Linked DNA regions of Mus musculus: regions 1 and 3 are each linked to region 2. The links are chromatin loops, found by intact Hi-C in ENCODE. Cell type or tissue: heart. All regions are shown on one strand. Each heading gives the region's core, and the rest is flanking DNA. Links, peaks and the distances in the headings are about the cores only.

Region 1 (5,757 bases), core at 810-4,809, 93 kb after region 2:
CCTCTCCCCATCGCTCCCCTCCCCCGCCAGAGTTCCATCCAGCAGAGAAGGACCAGAATTCCCAAGTCTGCTCTCCCCTCCGTTTCCCTTACAAGGTGAACATGAAGGCAATTTCTGAGCCTGGGCTCTCCCCAGTATAAGCAGAAATAAACAGATTCTCAGCAAGTGACAAGAGCTCTCTCATTAAACCCCAGGGGGATCCTAAGGTCTGAAGGAGCCCAGGAAGGGTCTCAGGCAAGGCAGCATTGGGAATATAAAGTGAATGATAACGTCAGGGGGCAGCCAGCACGCTGGAGAGCTCCCACGTGTCACGAAGCAGGTCTGTACTTGCTGAATCATAACGCCCCGGTTGCGGGTTGCCGTGGCAGCGCGCGGTGTCAAGGGGGTGTTGTGCCGGGGTGGGGGCAGGCTGGAGTCTAGGCTCAATGAGACCTCGCACCCACGGCGCCCCCCCGCGCAACATCATGTCCACCATCCCCAAGTGGTTCAAAGGGGCGCCCTTTGGGGTGCAGAGCCACAGGTGGGGCCCAACTGCTTCCTGGCCTAGCACCCAGGATCCAAGGGAGTTCCTGTGGCCCCACCAGCGCCTCTGCCTCCGCCTCCGGGAGGAAGGCTAACCCAGAAGGCTGGAGCCCGGGAAGGAAGGGAAGAGGGCTGGCTCGCCCCTCCCCCACTCACTTTCTCCTCCTCCTCCTCCTCCTCCTCCTCCTCCTCCTCCTCCTCCTCCTCCTCCTCCTCTTTTCTCCTCCTCTCTTCCTATGTAGCCCTGCTTGGACAGAACTCACAGAGATCTGCCTATCATTGCCCTCTCTGTGCTGGGATTAAAGCCTCTAAGTTTGTTTGTTTTCTGTTCCATTTTTGTAGCAAGTTCTTGCAAACTATTTCCAAACCACCTAATGTAAAATATTCATAGAGGCCACATGGTCTGCCCATCCCATGAAATTTAGCTAAAAAGTTTTGTTTGCAACCCAGGTGTCTTATTTCTTTTTTCTTTTTCTTTTCTTTTCTTTTCTTTTCTTTTCTTTTCTTTTCTTTTCTTTTCTTTTCCTTTCCTCTCTCTCTCTCTCTCTCTCTCTCTCTCTCTCTCTCTCTCTCTCTCTCTCTCTCTCTCTCTTTCTTTTTGAGACAGTCTCTCTACATAACCCTGGGTGTCTTGGAACTCACTCTATAGACCAGGCTGACTTCAAAGTCATAGAGATCCACCTGTCTCTGCCGCCCAAGTGCTGGGATTAAAGGTGTGCACCATTATGCTCAACTGTCATATTTCTTTTTATGTTCTATTATGTAATATAGTTGCATATAAATGACCTACTATGTGCCACACACGGTTCTAGAATCTGTGATCATGAGGTGGTCTGGATAATTAAACGTATATGAAAGATGATATGAAGTATCCACCCTGTAGTATAACATCTATCTATCTACTTGAGCTGGGAAGGATAATGGTAAGAACTCTGAAGAAGAATGAAGCTGTAGGGAGAGGCAGAGCATAGGGTGGGTGGCAGAGCATCTCAGGAACTCTCAAAATGATGAAGCAGATCCAAAGTGACATTCAAGGGTCAGCTCCAAAGTCGCCTGTCCTGGGAAACCAACTGCCTGTCCACCAGGGCTGCCCCAGTCAGGACCAGATGGGCCCTCACTTATACCTCTCTTAGGTTTGATGTCTCCGCTGTCTATCCCAACCAGAAGAAATTCAGCACCTTCACAGAGGCCCCATACTCCAGACATCATTCGGTGGAACTGGTGAGCCTGCTTCCTTTCACGTGGTCTGTGTCCCGCCCCCAATACGCCCGCGCATGCTCCAACCGCGTCCCTTCCCCAATACACCTGCGCATGCTCCAACCCAAGCTTGCCTCATTCTTGGCTCCAGATGTTTGATAAACTCAGGACTATGCTAGAACCCTAGGAGTTTAAGGGCCGCAGGCTTCCTCTTCCACAGCTGTTTCTACTCTGTATTTCCCTGAAGTGGAACAAGGCCAGTCACAGAGGTGGTCAGGACTCGATCTTGAGTGCTGAGCTCCTCCTGGTCGTCAGACTGGGGAACTGTCTAGTTTAATTCCTAGGCCAGGGGTGACTTGCACATGCAAAGGGGTGGGGTAGGTGGTTATGACCGACTCAGCTGAGAGCCTGCTTTAACTTAGTCCCACATAGGACCTGGGACCTATAACTCCAAGGATACCTGCTTCAGCAAGAAGTTCCTGGAACAGAAGTTGGGCTCAGGATGGTCCCAGGCCCACGAAGCCACTCGGCTGACCCAGCTACCCCACTTCCACTACCAGGCCATCAAGAAGGAAAAAGAGCAGCAGGTGAACTTCGGGGCATACCCTTCCCGACCTCTAGGAGCAAGGCTTCCTGTCCACATGGCTATCCCTCCAGAGTCCTAGTGGATACAGCTTCCTCTTGGAGAACACCGTCACCCTTTGGGCTCTTCCTGGCTGGACCTCCCCAGGTTCCTTTTCCATCCTGCGTTCTTTTCTTTTGGGGCAGGTGCACAAGCGTGGCCCTGGCTCCTACAACATCAAAGACTTCATAACTGAGCTGCAGAAGAAACCACAGAGCAAACGGGGGCTGCTCAGCTCTGGGGAGACACGTTTCCGAGGTTTTATTGGGGTACGTGAGCTTGTCTCTTCCACCCTCCGTCCTCTGTGGGAAGACTGTTGCTGTTTGGATGTTTGACAAGCACCCTTCTCTGAACCCGTCTTCTCCCTAGGCTTGCCCAGACCTTCCTGGCTTTCTTGTTGGCTCTTCTGCTCTCCTGTGTCTTGAGCCTAGAGAAACCTAGAGTATATTAGAAACCCAACAAACATATTCATTTAGCTAGGCAACCAGGAAATAATGATTAAGCAGCAACTGAAAGCTGTGTACTGAACTAGGCTTTGGGAGAGCGGGGTGTCTGGCAGTGACAAACGTCAGAGCGGGCATCTTAGTGACACACACCACAGTATGAAGAAGGAAATACATATCGTTCTTATGGAGTTTTGAGGGTAAATGGCACAGGGAAGGAGAGTGCTGTGGGGTGATTTACAGAGAGCAGTCTGGGGAGGCCTCACTGGAACAAAATCTGCAGGGGACTCATAATACCTGATCCATGCACTGGCTTTCTGAGCTATGGACGGAAGCAAGACCCAGTCTCCTTCTTTGGGGGACAGACAGAGCTGATCCTCACAGTGGCCTGATTTTTGTAGCACTGGCCCCACCCCCTCTACCAGGTCTGGCTCCCCAAGGGTCTGGTTGCAGGGTCCAGAGAGGAGGGTGGATTGCATCACCTATGGAACAGCAGTGCCCCCATGTGGCTAGAAGGGGCATACCAGCCTCAGAAATCCAGCCAGGTCTCACCTCCCGGCACCACTTAGCTCTGTTCACTGTACTTCAAAGACCACCTTTGTGTTTAGGCTCCTAGCCACAGTTCTTCTGATCTCAGGACTTCCTGTCACCTCACCCCGACTTGTGGAATGGGACCTACTATCTGCCGGGCCCTGGGCAGAGGGCTTTGCAGACATTCAACTCTATCACTATTCCTTGAAGGAAAGTATTACCATCGCTGTGTTAGTCCCATGGACCATGAAGCTCAGAGGCCTGAGTTCGCCCAGCTAGGAAGTAGCAGAGCCAGGTTCCTAGCCTAGGATTCCGGTGCTCATTCTTTCCAGCCTGTTCACAGCATAGCGAGGAAGTTGATCAGCTTTGTAGTTGTAAAGGGCAGATCTATGGAGGCTGCGGAACAGGAAGGTGGGTCTCAGGGAAGATGGTGTCTGGGGATCTTAGTGTGGTTGATGTGGTTGACAAACCAGAGGGTAGGGAAGGCATTGGGAGAAAGCATTGTAAGCAAGTATGATCAGGGAGACCAGGCTGAATATGAGGTGCTGAGTCAGAGGTGCTGAATCAGATGTGCTGAGTCAGATGTGCTGAGTCAGAGGTGCTGAGTCGATGTGCTGAATCAGAGGTGTAGCTGGACTTGGAGATAAAGGAGTGAGCAGAGGAGGGGGCTCACCGGGGATGCTGTGTGGTGGGGTGGGTAACAGGTGCTCACTCCAGAAACCCTGTTTCCCTTCTTGAGATCTGAAACCCCAAACATGTCTTCCTCAGATGAACCAGAACAAAGACTGGGACTGACAGTCTTTGCATTTCCGTCTCCTGCCCTGCAGAATTATTATCCTGGCCCTGGAAATTATGGGGAGAAGGGGAACCCGTACACACAGCTGGAGGAGAAGGCCTGGAACCGCTCACATTCTGACGGCCTGATGTGTAGAGTGTCTAACAAGCCACCCTTGTTTCATCAGGTACCCCCTCAGCAGCCTCATCTTGCATGGTCCTATGGGGTGACCTCGGGGTAGAGAGGCTGAAGCCCCACCTTGGCCACTCCCCTACAGGCACCATTACCGCTTTTGTCTCTAGGGCAGTGGCCTGGGACCTGGTACCTACACCATCAAAAGCGATCTTGAGACCTTTGTGAAAAAGTCCACTGGTAATCGTGGCCCCTATGACATTTTCTCTGGTGAACGGAGCAGTCCTTTGCCCTATGGACATTACTCTGTGCAGGTATGTGCCTGAGTGGGTGCTGTGAGGTCTAATCCTTGGTGAGCTAATTTTTGATTATCCACAGGAATGTGGCCGTGTGTACCAAGTGCTGCCGGAGAAGGGGGTCTACTCTGTGCTCCTGCCAGGGCAGGGTATGGCTCCCTGTGTGAGGCGAAGAACCTGAGGTTGGCCACACAGATATGATGGGTCAGAGTCACAGTTTGGACATCTGACCCCGCGGCTACTTCTCTCAGCAATAACATGAACTGTACTGATAGACAGGTGGCCTGGCATGCACCAACAGGCCTGTGGGGACCCCAAGGGCACAGGCGCAGTGTCTGGCTGTAAACATTTCCCAGGCTTCATGGACTCAGCTGGGTTAATGGCCTGGGTTAAAGGAGCCCTAAACTGGAAGGTGGGAGAGGAGACTGGGCTAGAAATGTAGCTTGCCAGACTTCTTTCCCATCCCCATCAAAATCCCTTACAGGTTTGGTGGCTTTCTCTGCTTTGCTCTCTTCATGCCTATGGCTGTGGGGGCCAAGTGTGTGTCCAGACTTATTTGTCTTGTCCCCAACTTGGGGTCACTGAAGAGCGGGATTAGTCCAGTTCACAGGTTAGATGCAGGGAAAGAGACCGTGTGGAATTTCCAGTCTCAGGGAAAGAAAAGTGCAATCAATGGAATAAAAACAGCAGCTTTAGTAGGAGACCCTTGTAGTGGGAGTTCCTTGGTAGTCACTGTCCTATGTCCTGTGACATGACTGATCCTAGGGTCTCCTACCTGCCACTAAGACCACTGCCCAGTACAGCAGGCCTTGGGACCCGCCTCCCTCACCCCATGTTGGTACTACAACCAGAGCTGAGCCTCTTTGCTTGAACATTTTTGTTATAGATTTATTTATTTATTTTAAAAGATTTATTTATTATATGTAAGTACACTGTAGCTATCTTCAGACACCCCAGAAGAGGGTGTCAGACCTCATTACAGATGGTTATGAGCCACCATGTGATTGCTGGGAATTGAACTCACGACCTTCAGAAGAGCAGTGAGTGCTCTTAACCGCGGAGCCATCTCTCCAGCCCTATTTATTTTTTTAAGAGCAATTTTAGGTTCACAGAAAAGTTGAGAGACAAATATGGAGTTTCTGCATCTGACACCACATACAGACTCTCCTCACTATAAATCTTTTGAAATGTACATTTGTTCCCTTATATGGGTGTGCGGGATTGTTTCATGTGTTTGTG
Region 2 (5,757 bases), core at 888-4,887:
AGTTCTGAGGGTGACAGCTGGGTGAGTTGGGAAGAGGACAGGAACAGGAGGCAGGCACTTCAGATTTGAGGCTCAGTTCTGTCCACCTCTCGCTGCTCACACCCGACAAGAGGGAGTATGGACAAGTTGTTGCCCTTCTCTGAGCCCCACTCTTGCCATCTTACAAATGGGTGCGTTTATGCCCGCATCTTTGCCTGTGGGAGGACTTAACCCAGTGGCTAGTTCATTGCAGCAGAGAACGGTTATCATGAACCCATTCTCTCACCTCTCCATGCAGAAAGCCCTCTTGATGGGCAACTTCAGAGGGTTCCCTAAAACAGTCTCCTCTTAGTTACTCATTAGGAGGAGACTGGGCCCCAATAGCCATGGAGGCTTACATAGTTGTAGTCAGTTTTATGATCCTTAAAGAGAGGGAAAGGAGTTACAGAGCTAACTCAACCAGCAGCGTTTGCCTCACAAGAAAGACTTCCTGAGTTTGAGCCCCAGAACACACATAAAAACCACTCGTGGTGACATTCATAATCCCAGTGTTGAGGACACAGATACAGGCTTTCTGGCCAATCAGACTAGACCAACTGACCAGCTTTGGATCCTAGCAAGAGCCCTTGCCTCAAAAACCAAGGTTCATAGCTCCTGAATAATACCTCTGGCCCCTGCATGTGCACATGAACACACACACACACACACACACACACACACACACACACACACACACATCTTGCATACACATCTGCCCATATATGATACACAAAAAATGGCGAAAGTCCCGTCCTTTGATATATTTAACTTTCACTAGCATTAGTCGAACATCTACTATGTGTAGGTATTAAATATGAAGTGAAAAAATTAGGACATTTGGGAATTTTAATTGGACAGCTTTCAAAGGCCATGCCTGGCGCTTCTTGCTTGGGTCAGTTCCATGGTTTAGTGGTCTGTCACCAGAAGGGCACCATGGGAATTATTCTCCTGGTGCTCTCCATATGGAATGCGCAGATCAGGGCATAGACTGTTTAGAGTGGTCTTGAACTGAGGGCTTGACATTGATCTGGGCAGAAAGCTGGCTCTCCTAACTGCCCAGTGGGGGAGTGTTCCCAGGCCAAGGGCCTGCATGGCCTGCTGTCAGAGCCCGGAAGTCAGCCCCCAAGCTGGCTCTCACTGGCTCTATGGTCCCCATCCAGAGACAGATTCAGGAGGAGCCGCTGGATTCCCTTTTGAGTCCTGCTCGACGGCAGGCTATGGAGATCCTGGCACAGCTGAGGTATCCCTGTCCTTTCTCTTCCACACTCTGCCCCTTCTCACACCCCTGTCCACTCCGAGCCTTTCCCTCTCCCCCTGCCCAGTTCCCTGTGGACCCTGATACTTCCACACCCGTTGCTCACACCCCACCTTCTCCTGTGGATCTAATCTCGGGTGACCCTCCCTAAGTCAGGTGTCCCCTTCCCCATGCTGCATCCTCTGCCCCCCCCCTCACTCCACACCTGGCATCCTGTCTCTCTCAGTCACACCAAGCCTATCCTGAGCGTGCGGGAGAGGGTGGAGCTGGTGAACACCTGTGTGCGGAGCGTGTTCTCACTGCCCTCCGTGCAGGCCATGCAGGAGAAGGACGAGTCCAAGGCCGAAGTCATCCAGGTGAGCTGGACCCTCCTGGTTCGGCTTTAGGTTTGGGGACATCCTCAGAAGGGACAAGGTTCAGGGGTGAGTGGGGGCTTTCTATAGATGGTCTCCCTTACTCCTTGGCTGAGTGGCCCGGAGCACCTCACGTCACCTGCGACAGTCTGAACAGATACTTGATAGCTATTCAGCAGAAGGGTGAACTGTTGCAGTAATGGCTTCCTTAGGAGGGCCCTGTCCTGTATCAGGGATATAGATAGATGCTGTAAGGCCGTAGGAAGTGGGCAGGATAAGAGGGTAGTACTGAGGACTGTGCTCTATGGAAGAAGACTGGGGGAAACTGGGCAGAGACCTGGAGAACAGAGCCTCAAAGGGGGTTTGGTGAGCATCTTTAAGTCTCTGCAGAATCATTCCTGGAGGTACCACAGCAGGGGATACTAAGGTATAAGATGCAAGGAGAGCTAGGGTCAAGCGGGATGTTGAGTGAGAGGGGGGGTCCAGCTGTTCGGCTACCCTTTCTCTCAGCAGGTATTAGCCATGTTCCTCTCCAGGTCACTACGGTAGTCTCGCAGTAGTGTGACGGTGGAGGAGATGGATGCCATCAAAGAACCCAGTACCCAAAAATCTCCGCAGTAGTCAGTGCTGCAAGCATAAACCATGGGGTATCAAAAAGAGTATGGGATGAGGAACATGGCCTAGGGTGGATGGAGCACGTGGTTTCCTGGAAGAGGGTGGCAGAGAACCTGTACAGAACCCATGCCAACTGCCAGGATGATAAGTGATGTGACTGAAGACTGGAGGGTGGGGGGACAGGGACTCTGACAGGCGTGCTGTATAATAGGTAGGGGTGAGGCCACACAGACAGATAAGATAGCGTCTGGGTTCTGGATTCTCAAGCTGGTGGCCTGAGAGGGCCCAAAGTCATGGCCAGAATCCTTGCTGTGGAAGGAACTGGCAGCCCCTTGTAGTTACAAGTCGTGCCAGCAGAGGGCGGTGGTGTCTAACAAGCTCCCAGCAGCTCTGTCCTCCTGTCCACAGATCCTTTACTACCAGACCTTGGATTCCTTGCAGAAACTTCTGAATGCCCTCTTTATTGAAGACCCCACTCCTACTGGGCTGAAGAGCATCCTGGAGGTGCGGCGTGGGGGGTGGGGGGGTGGGGACGACACGGGGCAAGCAGGGAAAGGGAGAAGGAAGTAGGAAAATGGCTTCATACAAGTGGGAGGTGGGCTCTGAAGGAGTGGCGTCATCCTGAGCCAGTGCCCTGCTTCCATGTTGTATTTTACGCTGTTATTTAGTTTTGGTGACGCTGAGGGTTGGACCCAAACCCTTGTACCTGCGAGGCAAGCCCTCTACCTCTGAGCCACAGCAGAGTCCTGTTCCCTCTTTCCTTGTTTATCTGTATACACAGTCACACTGAATTGCCCAGCACTGCCTTGAACTTTTGATCCTATTATCTCAGCTTCCTGAGTCACTGTCTGCAATTCCCCTACAGCCACTGCTCTTGCCCCACCCCTTTCTCCATTGTTATCCATGTCTCTTCTCTCTTCATTGACCCCGTCCCTTCCTTTGCTCTGAGTCCCCTTCTCAGCTCAAACCCCACCTGTCATTGATCCTCAGGAAGAGAAGGAAGACGGTGGCAAATTGCCTTCTTTCTTCTTCTGGAAGCTTCTTGCAGATTACTGACTTACCCACAGACAGCAGGGGCTGGCAGACAATGGTAGCAGAATCTCTCCCTTGTCCCCACAGCCCCTAGGGCCCTGGATGAACTCTGGGAAGGCCCACGAGCGGGCTCGGGCTGTGAACAGCAACGTCTCTGTGTTGAACCACACACTTGTGACCCTGCCATTCTTAGTGAGTGTTCCTGGGTGTGACCCTGCCATTCTTAGTGGGTGTTCGGGGGTGGGGGCATTCCGGTGACTTCTCAGTTGATCTTCTGCAGCTGGGCAGGTCTTCTTGCCCTGCACTATGTAGCTATAGACTCCCTCCCTGTGATTGTGACACTCACAGATATCCTCGGGCTTCCCAACACTGGGTCTTCTGCTGGGGAGGCTCCTTCTTCGAATCGGGGATCCTGATGAGGAGATCGGACGGGAGGCTCTGGACGGCATCACCATCCTCTACACCATCCTGGATCTCCAGAAACGTATGCCCAAGTCAGGTCCCTAGCCACTGCACAGCTAGGGAGGGGAGCATGGTGGTACGGCTGGGCAGTTGGAGGCAGGCAGAATGGGTCAGATGGGGATTAGGAGCTGATGGGAAACTCCTATCTCCATGGAACCAGGAGCAGAGGTACAAACTAGCCATTGTTTTTCATGTTTGTTTGTTTTTAAGCTCTGGCCCCTGACTTTTAATCCTCCTGACTTAGCGTCTCAGGTACTGGGACTACAGGCATGTACTGCCCTGTTAGACAACAACTCTATCACGACAGGAGCTGTCCTTCAGTTGGCTAAGCTTTCCCATATTGTTCCAACCTTGATTTCTCCTTCTAATGTACCATGTGCACCTAGGTATGATGGCCCTGATGTCTTCTTCCTTTGTCTGTCTTTCCTACTAGACTGTAATGCCATGAGGGTAAGGCAGGATTCTCTGTTCTTTCTGAGTCTAGCCATGGGCTGGCATATGGTCTTATTCAGTGAATATGCATAGGACCTAATGAAGACCAGGTCCTACATTAGAGTCTGGAGCCTGTAAGTGAAAGCACAGCCTGAGGTTAGGTTTCAGGGAGCTCATGAGATGGTTTCCAGGCTGCCTTCAACCTCCTGCCGTTCTTTCTCCTTAGTCCCGATTCTATATCAACCAGGAAACCTTGGCTGGTTTCCTAGTTTCTCCTGACTCTGAAGGCAGAGTGGCCTGCATGTCACACCTGGTTTTGGCTCTCGACTTTCCCAGCTTGAGTGACCTCTTCTGTATATTTTTCTAGATTTTCTCATCTGTTACAGGATTATGGTTGAGTGCTTTTTGAAATATTAAATGGTATTCTTCAAACGAGTTCATGGGAAGAGATCAGCTCAGGGTCCCATGTCATAGGTGCTTGTCGAATAGAACTCTCTTCTCTTCGTGCCCCCCACTTTCTGGGATATGTCTGGGGTCCCTATTCTTTCTCATTGCTAGCATGTGGGGCAATGTTTCCTAAGAGATTTCTCCACTGGCCTGGAGGCATGCATGTCTTTTAAACAGGTGGGTGAAAAGTAGGCTACAGTGTGTCTTTTTTTGGGGGGTGGGGGTTATATTTGAGACAGGGTTTCTCTGTGTAGCCCTCAGTAGACCAGGCTGGCCTCAGAAATCCACCTGCCTCCACCTCCCAAATGCTGGGATTATGGGGTTAAAGGTGTGTGCCACCACTGCCCGGGTCTTTTTAATGTATATAAATACACTGTAGCGATCTTCAGACACACCAGAAGAGGTCCCGTTACATTTGGTTAGGAGCCACCATGTGGTTGCTGGGAATTGAACTCAGGACCTCTGGAAGAACAGTTACTGCTCTTAACCACTGAGCTATCTCTCTAGCTTCGGTAGGCTATAATGTTGATTAGCCCTAGGACAGGGAGAGTATAGTCCAAAGCGAGGCTGCCAATGGTGGCTGGAGATGTGAGACACCCAGATTAATTGAATCCACATTTGGCGGACACGGAGTCATTTTTAATATTTTTGAGTATGATCTGTCCTGCTGCTATTCAGGTTGAGCTGAGTGCCTTGTACTTCTTGGGAGAGCCCCAGGCCACAGTGACGCTGGAGGAGAAGGGCATTAGCTTGGGATGGCCATCTGTGGAAAGTGAAGGGCTGTGACTGGAGCTGGCTCTGCCTGTTCACAGAGCACCAATTCCCTTCCTGCTACCGGAGCATGCTCTGTGCACTCGCACTGCTTCTGTGTGCTCGCACTGCTTCGGTGAGCCTTTCTCGGGCCCAGGCTTTGTGTAGGTCCAGGCAGGACCCAGGCCTGACTCCCTGGGCATAGTCCCTAAAAGTATTTCCTTCCACAGATGACCCCAGAGGCCCTCCTCTGTACCAGGCCCTGCTCTAGATCTGGGGACACAGCTTTGAAAAGAGATTCATTAGGCATCCCTCCCTTCGGCTTACCTTCTCGTTGCCAAGAAACAGACAATAGGCAAAAACAAACAAGAAAAGCACGGAGGAAGTCAGATG
Region 3 (5,757 bases), core at 810-4,809, 240 kb after region 2:
TGGATGCTGGGGATTCCTCCCTAGACCTTTCCTCACTTGATGCCAATGGGGTTCGTGCCCTTGGGGGTCTTTCAGATCCAGATCCCGAGTTGGGCAGGGTTGGGCGTTCATGAGGTGAGGCTGCCATCACACCTGAACACTGTCCTTCCGTGCCTGACTGATGGATGTGAATTCCATCAGTGTGGTGAAACCTGAAACATGTCCACAGCTGCTCTCTCAGCTGGCTTCCCCTCCCCTTGGTGAGGTCGGAGTTATGGCCGCCACTTATTGATGGAATAGACTGGGAGTGGGCAAATGGGTGCCATGGCAATGCTGTACAGCCTCACCTGCAACGTCCCTTGCCTGTTCTTCCCCTGCAAGGTTCCTTCACCACCCTTCACTTCCCACTATGGCCACTGTCACTGCCCCTTCAGGCCTGTGCGTTTGCTGTCCTCTGCCTCTGCACTGGTTCCACCACACCCAGCAGAGAGCCGCTCCTGAGTGGTGGCTGGGCTCTGGAAGCACTTTGTCCAGATCCACACAGGGAGAGATGGGCACACAGTGATGTGTATACGGCCTTGGCAGAGAGGAGTCAGGGAGGTAAGGTGAGGTCAGGAACGCTGCCTGAAGTGGCGTGCCTGGCAGAGTCCGGAAAGATCTGTGCTGTTGTTAGAGGGAAGACCACTGGGAATGGGGTGCAGGAGGAAGAGCAGTGTTGTAGACATTTTGGGCATTTGCAGGTCCCCATGATATTAGAGGAAGCTGACCTTCTCACAGGCTGCCACACATCCTGTGCTCGGCTGCGGGCATCCTGGAGCATGGGGAGACGCACAGCCTACGGAGGAGTCCTGGTCACAGCTTGTGGCCAAGCAGGCGTGGGTGTGCTGTAGGGGGAGCTGAGGGGCCTCACAGTGTACCAACTTAGAAGTGTGTCTCTCCCACTGTCTTCCTGACACACACATATCCATTGTGTCCTTCTTGGGAACACCGATCACCATAGAACACTGGGCTCCTACTGTCTTGTCTACAGCTGTGACCTGGTGCCTATACTAGAGGCACAGGGCTACAGTCAAGACCTTCTTCTGTTCCTAGCCTTCCAGATTCTCTATACTCTCAGGAAAGACCATGCCTTGTCTTGACCCCAAGAGACATTAAAGACACCTGGGCTGAGCACACACCACACTTAGCATGTGGCAGCCATGACAACTGGACCACAGAGCCTGCTCCCACGTGCAGTGCTTGGGCGGTCATCATGGAATGTGGAGACAGATCGGCATCCAGCTCATCTCTCTCTAGAGCAGGTGTTTGCTGCATTGGGTTCTGCCCCATCTGTCGTCAGGCTGAGATTTCTCACTTGTTGTACTGGTGCCCTCTGCTGGTCCATTGTAGTCACTGCTCCTAGACCTCCAGCGCTTCCTGTGAGAGGTGGGGAAAGTTTGGTCTTTCTCTTCCTACCTTCCTCCCAGCTTCATCATACCCAAGACATCCTAGCCCACGCCCAGCCTTGTCCTCTGTGGTCTCTCCACACTCCCTCCCTCCTTTCTCTAGGATGCCTTGTCTTCCATATAGCCCGCATCCTACTTACTCTTCCCCCGCCTTTCCCAGAGGCACGAAGCTGCTCCTTAGGACCACCTCTTCTCCTGTTGTTCTCTACCCCCGGACAAACCCACAGTGGGTCACCATAACCCGCCTCCATGCTACCCGTGCGGCATGAAGACCTCTATGTCAGAGGCCTTCTGGCCACTCACATAGTCTCTCCTCCCTCCATTGAACTCTTGACCTTGTCCTATGGTACCTGTGTCTCTTTTAAAACTCTCACCAGGCTCTCATCTGGCTACACCCTCCTTCCCAGCAGCTCCCTCAGCTGTCAGTCATCGCAGACATCCTCTTCACTCCATCCACCCCCTTCCACACCTTCTCTAGGTTAATCTCAGCAGTCCACTCCTGGAACCTCCCCTACCCACAGCCTCAGGTCCCTGGCCTGGAACTTGCAGTCACATCCTTGCCTCTGTCTCCCAAGTATTTGAATTGTAGGTGTATGCCACCAGATCCTGCTGTTTATTTTAATTAAAAAACTTACAGCTTGGGGGGGGGGGGGGCTGGAGAGATGGCTCAGCAGTTAAGAGCACTGACTGCTCTTCCAGAGGTCCAATTCCCAGTACCCACATGGTGGCTCACTGCAATCTGTAATGGGATGTGATGCCCTCTTCTGGTGTGTCTGAAGACAGCGGCAGTGTACTCACATACATAAAATAAATAAATAAGTCTTTTAAAAAAAATGACCAAGATGATTGGTCATTTGTAAAACTAATAACGAATTTACAGCTGGATACTATAGTTGGTGCCTATGTCCCCAGACGCTGAGGGACTGAGGGAAGAGGATTGCTGTGAGTTCAAGGCCTGGCTGGGCTACAGAAGGAGAAACTGCCTCAAAACAACAAGAGCCTGTTACACTTTGCAGGTTATGGTCTGAGCATGTGAATTCCAGCACCGTTCTTAGAGAATTCAGAAGCCAGGTCTATTCTTATCACTTACACACATGAGGTCACAGGGTCTCGGAGAGAGAGAGCCTGTGACCCCAGACAGCACTGTCTCACCCAGGGCTGGTCTTGCTGTTTTCTCAGGCTTCCACGACTCCCTCCCCTCCTCCCCAGCAGCGGATGCCTTGCTGTTCAGTGGGTGAGAAAAGATGTATGGTGTGAACAGAATCTCCACCCCCTGCCCCCAGCATCTGCAGACTGCAGGCACCTTTCTGCACCTTCTGTTTTGTGAAAGAGGTCCCTGTGCCCTCCACAGTGGCTCTGAGAGCATCTTTTCTCCCTATGAAATACCCCCTCTCACCTGCACTGCCAGCACTTCCCCAACAACCCAGCATGTCTCTCTCTCCCGTCCTGTGAGAAAAGAAAGCTTCTTTAGACCCGTACACCCTTCCCTCACTGTCTATTTTTGGGTACATTTAAAAACTATTTTTAAAATGTAGTTACCACATTACAAGTGTGATGTTTAGATGCATTTGTGTAATGATCACATTTGAGTGATTACTATATTGATGGCTTTAAGCATGAGTCACTTCTGTGTGGTGAGAGTAGCCAGATGTCTCTTCGTGGCTATTTTGAAATCTGCATGATATTTCGATGCAGTCACTCAGTGCAATAGAGCCTACCCAGCTGATTCTGCTCTGTCCAGCCTTGCCTCCCCTGCAGGAAGAAACCTTTCCTAGAGGCCTAGTCAGTGATGTTCCTGGGCTGAACTTGGTTGCCAGACGCCATCTTCTGGTCATAGTTATGGTAGCATTTCTGCTACAATGGTTCTTGGCCTGCAAGCTGTATTTGTCCCAGAGCTGTATTTGTTCCCCTGGGTGAACTCTGGGGCCCATCTTTGAGTGCCACTAATGCTCTCAGCTCAGCATTTTCCTGTCTGAGAGTGAATGGCTCAAGATATCAAAAAGTGTAAACAGAGCCTGGGTTTCTCCAGTGAACTCCTGTCTCCAGCTCTGGAAGCAAAGATACCATCTTTCTAGCCATGTAGCCTCCCATAGTGTGTTGTGCTCTCTCTCTCTCCCCTCTCTCACCCCTCTCGCCTCCCCCTCTCTTTCTCTTTGGAAGTTGTTGGCTTTCAAAGGACATCCATGTTCATAGTACCTCCCTAATTAGCAGCAATACTGCAATAGTAGGTCAGATGACTTATTCTCCACTCACAGTTCTCTTCACGTCTCCACCTGAGACCCTGAGGGTGCAGGCTCTCCTAACATACTACATCTTCATACACTGGGATCCCATGGGATCACTCCCATGGGCCCACCTCCTCATCTGGAGGCCGAGCTCCCCACACTGTGGCCAGGGCCCAGCCCCTCCAGGGTGCTTCCCTCACTGTCCTTTCAAGTCCTTCCACTCCTCCCAAACACTCCAGCCTTGTTATCACCTCACACACTAGGCACCTGACTTTCTTGTTCTGAGTGTGTTCCACTCTCCTGTAGTAGGGTCTGCAGTGTGTGTGTGTGTGTGTGTGTGTGAGTATATGTGTGAGTGTGTGTGTGTGTGTATGTGTGAATGTGTGTGTGAGTGAGTGTGTGTGTGTATGTGTGAGTGTGTGTGTGTGTATGTGTGAATGTGTGTGTGAGAGTGAGTGTGTGTGTGTATGTGTGAGTGTGTGTGTATATGTGTGAGTGTGTGTGTGTGTGTGTGTGTGTGTGTAGGCCAGAGGTTGCTTGAAGGTCCCTGTTCATTGCTCTAACCCAGCACCTTGAACAGCATTCAGACGCAATGTGTACTTGGTAATTAATTAAATCAGTGGTTAAAGAGACATGTCAGGCTCAGGTGCTGAGAACCCCTCAGACAGAGCTCCTGCTCCCACCAAATTCAGTTTCTGGGGAAGACAGAGACACTACCTGACTGATTTGCAGGCAGCCATTTATATTTGTCTGTAGCAGACACATCCCTTGTTAGAACTGGGAGGAGGTTCATTTTGGCAGAAAACTGCAGCTCCTTTCACCTGCTCCCCAAACCCCACCAGCTGGAGGGGCGCCCTGGCCTCTGACAGTTGGGCCACACTAGACTCAGCCTGTATTCTCCTGATCCTGCTTTCTCTGGACCTTAGGAAACAGCTGGAAAGGAAACAGCTGGAAAGGAAACAGCTGGAAAGGAAACAGCTGGAAAGGAAACAGCTGGAAAGGAGTCAGGCTCACCCAGACTCAAGGCTGTAGGATGGTGTGGAGCCTTCAAATTCCTCATCTCTGAAGGAAAGGCAATAGTGTCAGCCTAGCGTGCTCTGTGGAGCCTGGAAAGGTGACACAGGGACAAAGGTGAGGTGGACCGTGCCGGGTCTATCTCACAACCGCAAACAAACAGACTTAAACGACACAGGCAGCAAGAGCCCTCTAACCCACTTTGGGGTTTCTATCTTGGACTGTGTTCTACACACTCAGAGGCAAACATCACATATAATTTTGTGCCGTGGTTGACATATCACTTGAATGTCACTCCAGAGTCCATTATGATTGGCAGCTTGGTCCCTTGGGTGGTGCTGTTGGGACGAATGAAACCTTGGAAGTGAGTTCTTGCGGAAAGGGTCATTGGAAAGTCACCGTGGAATCTCTCATTGGAGAGATTATGGGTTCTAACTTGTCACCGCTCTCTGCTCTCCTTGGAGAGATGAGCCTTCAGGTCCACCACACACCTCCTCCCATCGCCGCCATGTGCCACCCGCACTGGAACCCAGCCCATGCTGGTGTCCTGCCCTGGCTGTCCTTATAGGAGTCAGGCTAGGAACTCAAGAGTGCCTTTAACCACAGGGACTAGTAACTCCGTCTCCACCCTTGCCCATCCTCGGCCGTGGATGGAGGACACCCTCGGATCCCTGCTGGGACTCACGTGATTTTTCACTAGGACAATCTTCGTGCCACCAGTACCTTTTGTCCCCTTGCATACTTCTTTCATGGAATAAACTCCTAAGAAGTAAAGGCACAGCTTGTTAGTGATCAGAGCTACTAATGCAATAAGATGGAGAGCCTGAACTAGATACAAACCAGAAGGGGATTTCTTACTAAATATCATCTCTCCAGCACTTTACCTGCTATGAAGGGAGAAAACACACTTAGTATATAAAAGCCTCCCTCTTACCCCAGTCTCTCCAATGCCACAGGTGTATGCCATTATGCCATGCCCCATATTTCCTTCTTGAACTACGCATGCTCAGAAATATGCCCACTCCCAAGGTACTTTTCTGTAGGCATATATAGGCATATATAGGCTCCCTGTGGAAAGTATGCATGCTTCCTCT

What was found. Hi-C counts contacts between places; a loop is a spot of excess contacts. Peaks named below come from ENCODE experiments on the same cell type or tissue, not always from the same donor. Only the 100,000 strongest peaks of a DNase experiment are listed, where the experiment ranks them.
Region 1: it touches region 2 in a loop (6-fold over the local background); 26 of 42 quality-filtered maps call a loop at or near these places.
Region 3: a loop joins it to region 2, with 2.4 times the contacts of the local background. A loop is called at or near these places in 8 of 42 quality-filtered maps.

Annotation. Positions count from the first base shown.
Region 1 is chr4:106,611,888-106,617,644 of GRCm38, reverse strand. It overlaps Lexm (lymphocyte expansion molecule), which reads left to right and starts at 407. Exons shown (of 10, transcript NM_183182.3): 1 at 407-520; 2 at 1,656-1,743; 3 at 2,142-2,306; 4 at 2,488-2,610; 5 at 4,143-4,277; 6 at 4,393-4,536. The coding sequence starts at 426. In heart, for the core only: a CTCF peak has its summit at 3,293 (motif pointing left); a DNase peak (open chromatin) is centred at 3,204; H3K27ac peaks cover 1,539 bases; H3K27me3 peaks cover 1,848 bases.
Region 2 is chr4:106,705,459-106,711,215 of GRCm38, reverse strand. Mroh7 (maestro heat-like repeat family member 7) reads left to right here. Exons shown (of 24, transcript NM_001126487.1): 6 at 1,179-1,258; 7 at 1,500-1,629; 8 at 2,650-2,745; 9 at 3,361-3,465; 10 at 3,622-3,757. Among named protein-coding and RNA genes, the nearest start is that of Mroh7, 20 kb to the left of the region's middle. In heart, for the core only: a CTCF peak has its summit at 2,577 (motif pointing right); a DNase peak (open chromatin) is centred at 2,565; H3K4me3 peaks cover 399 bases; H3K27ac peaks cover 891 bases; H3K27me3 peaks cover 1,124 bases.
Region 3 is chr4:106,469,985-106,475,741 of GRCm38, reverse strand. Gm30487 (a long non-coding RNA gene) reads right to left here. Exons shown (of 4, transcript XR_376500.3): 2 at 5,349-5,425; 3 at 4,664-4,755; 4 at 1-1,395. Among named protein-coding and RNA genes, the nearest start is that of Gm30487, 8.4 kb to the right of the region's middle. In heart, for the core only: CTCF peaks have their summits at 1,365 (motif pointing left) and 3,249 (motif pointing left); a DNase peak (open chromatin) is centred at 4,611; H3K27me3 peaks cover 161 bases.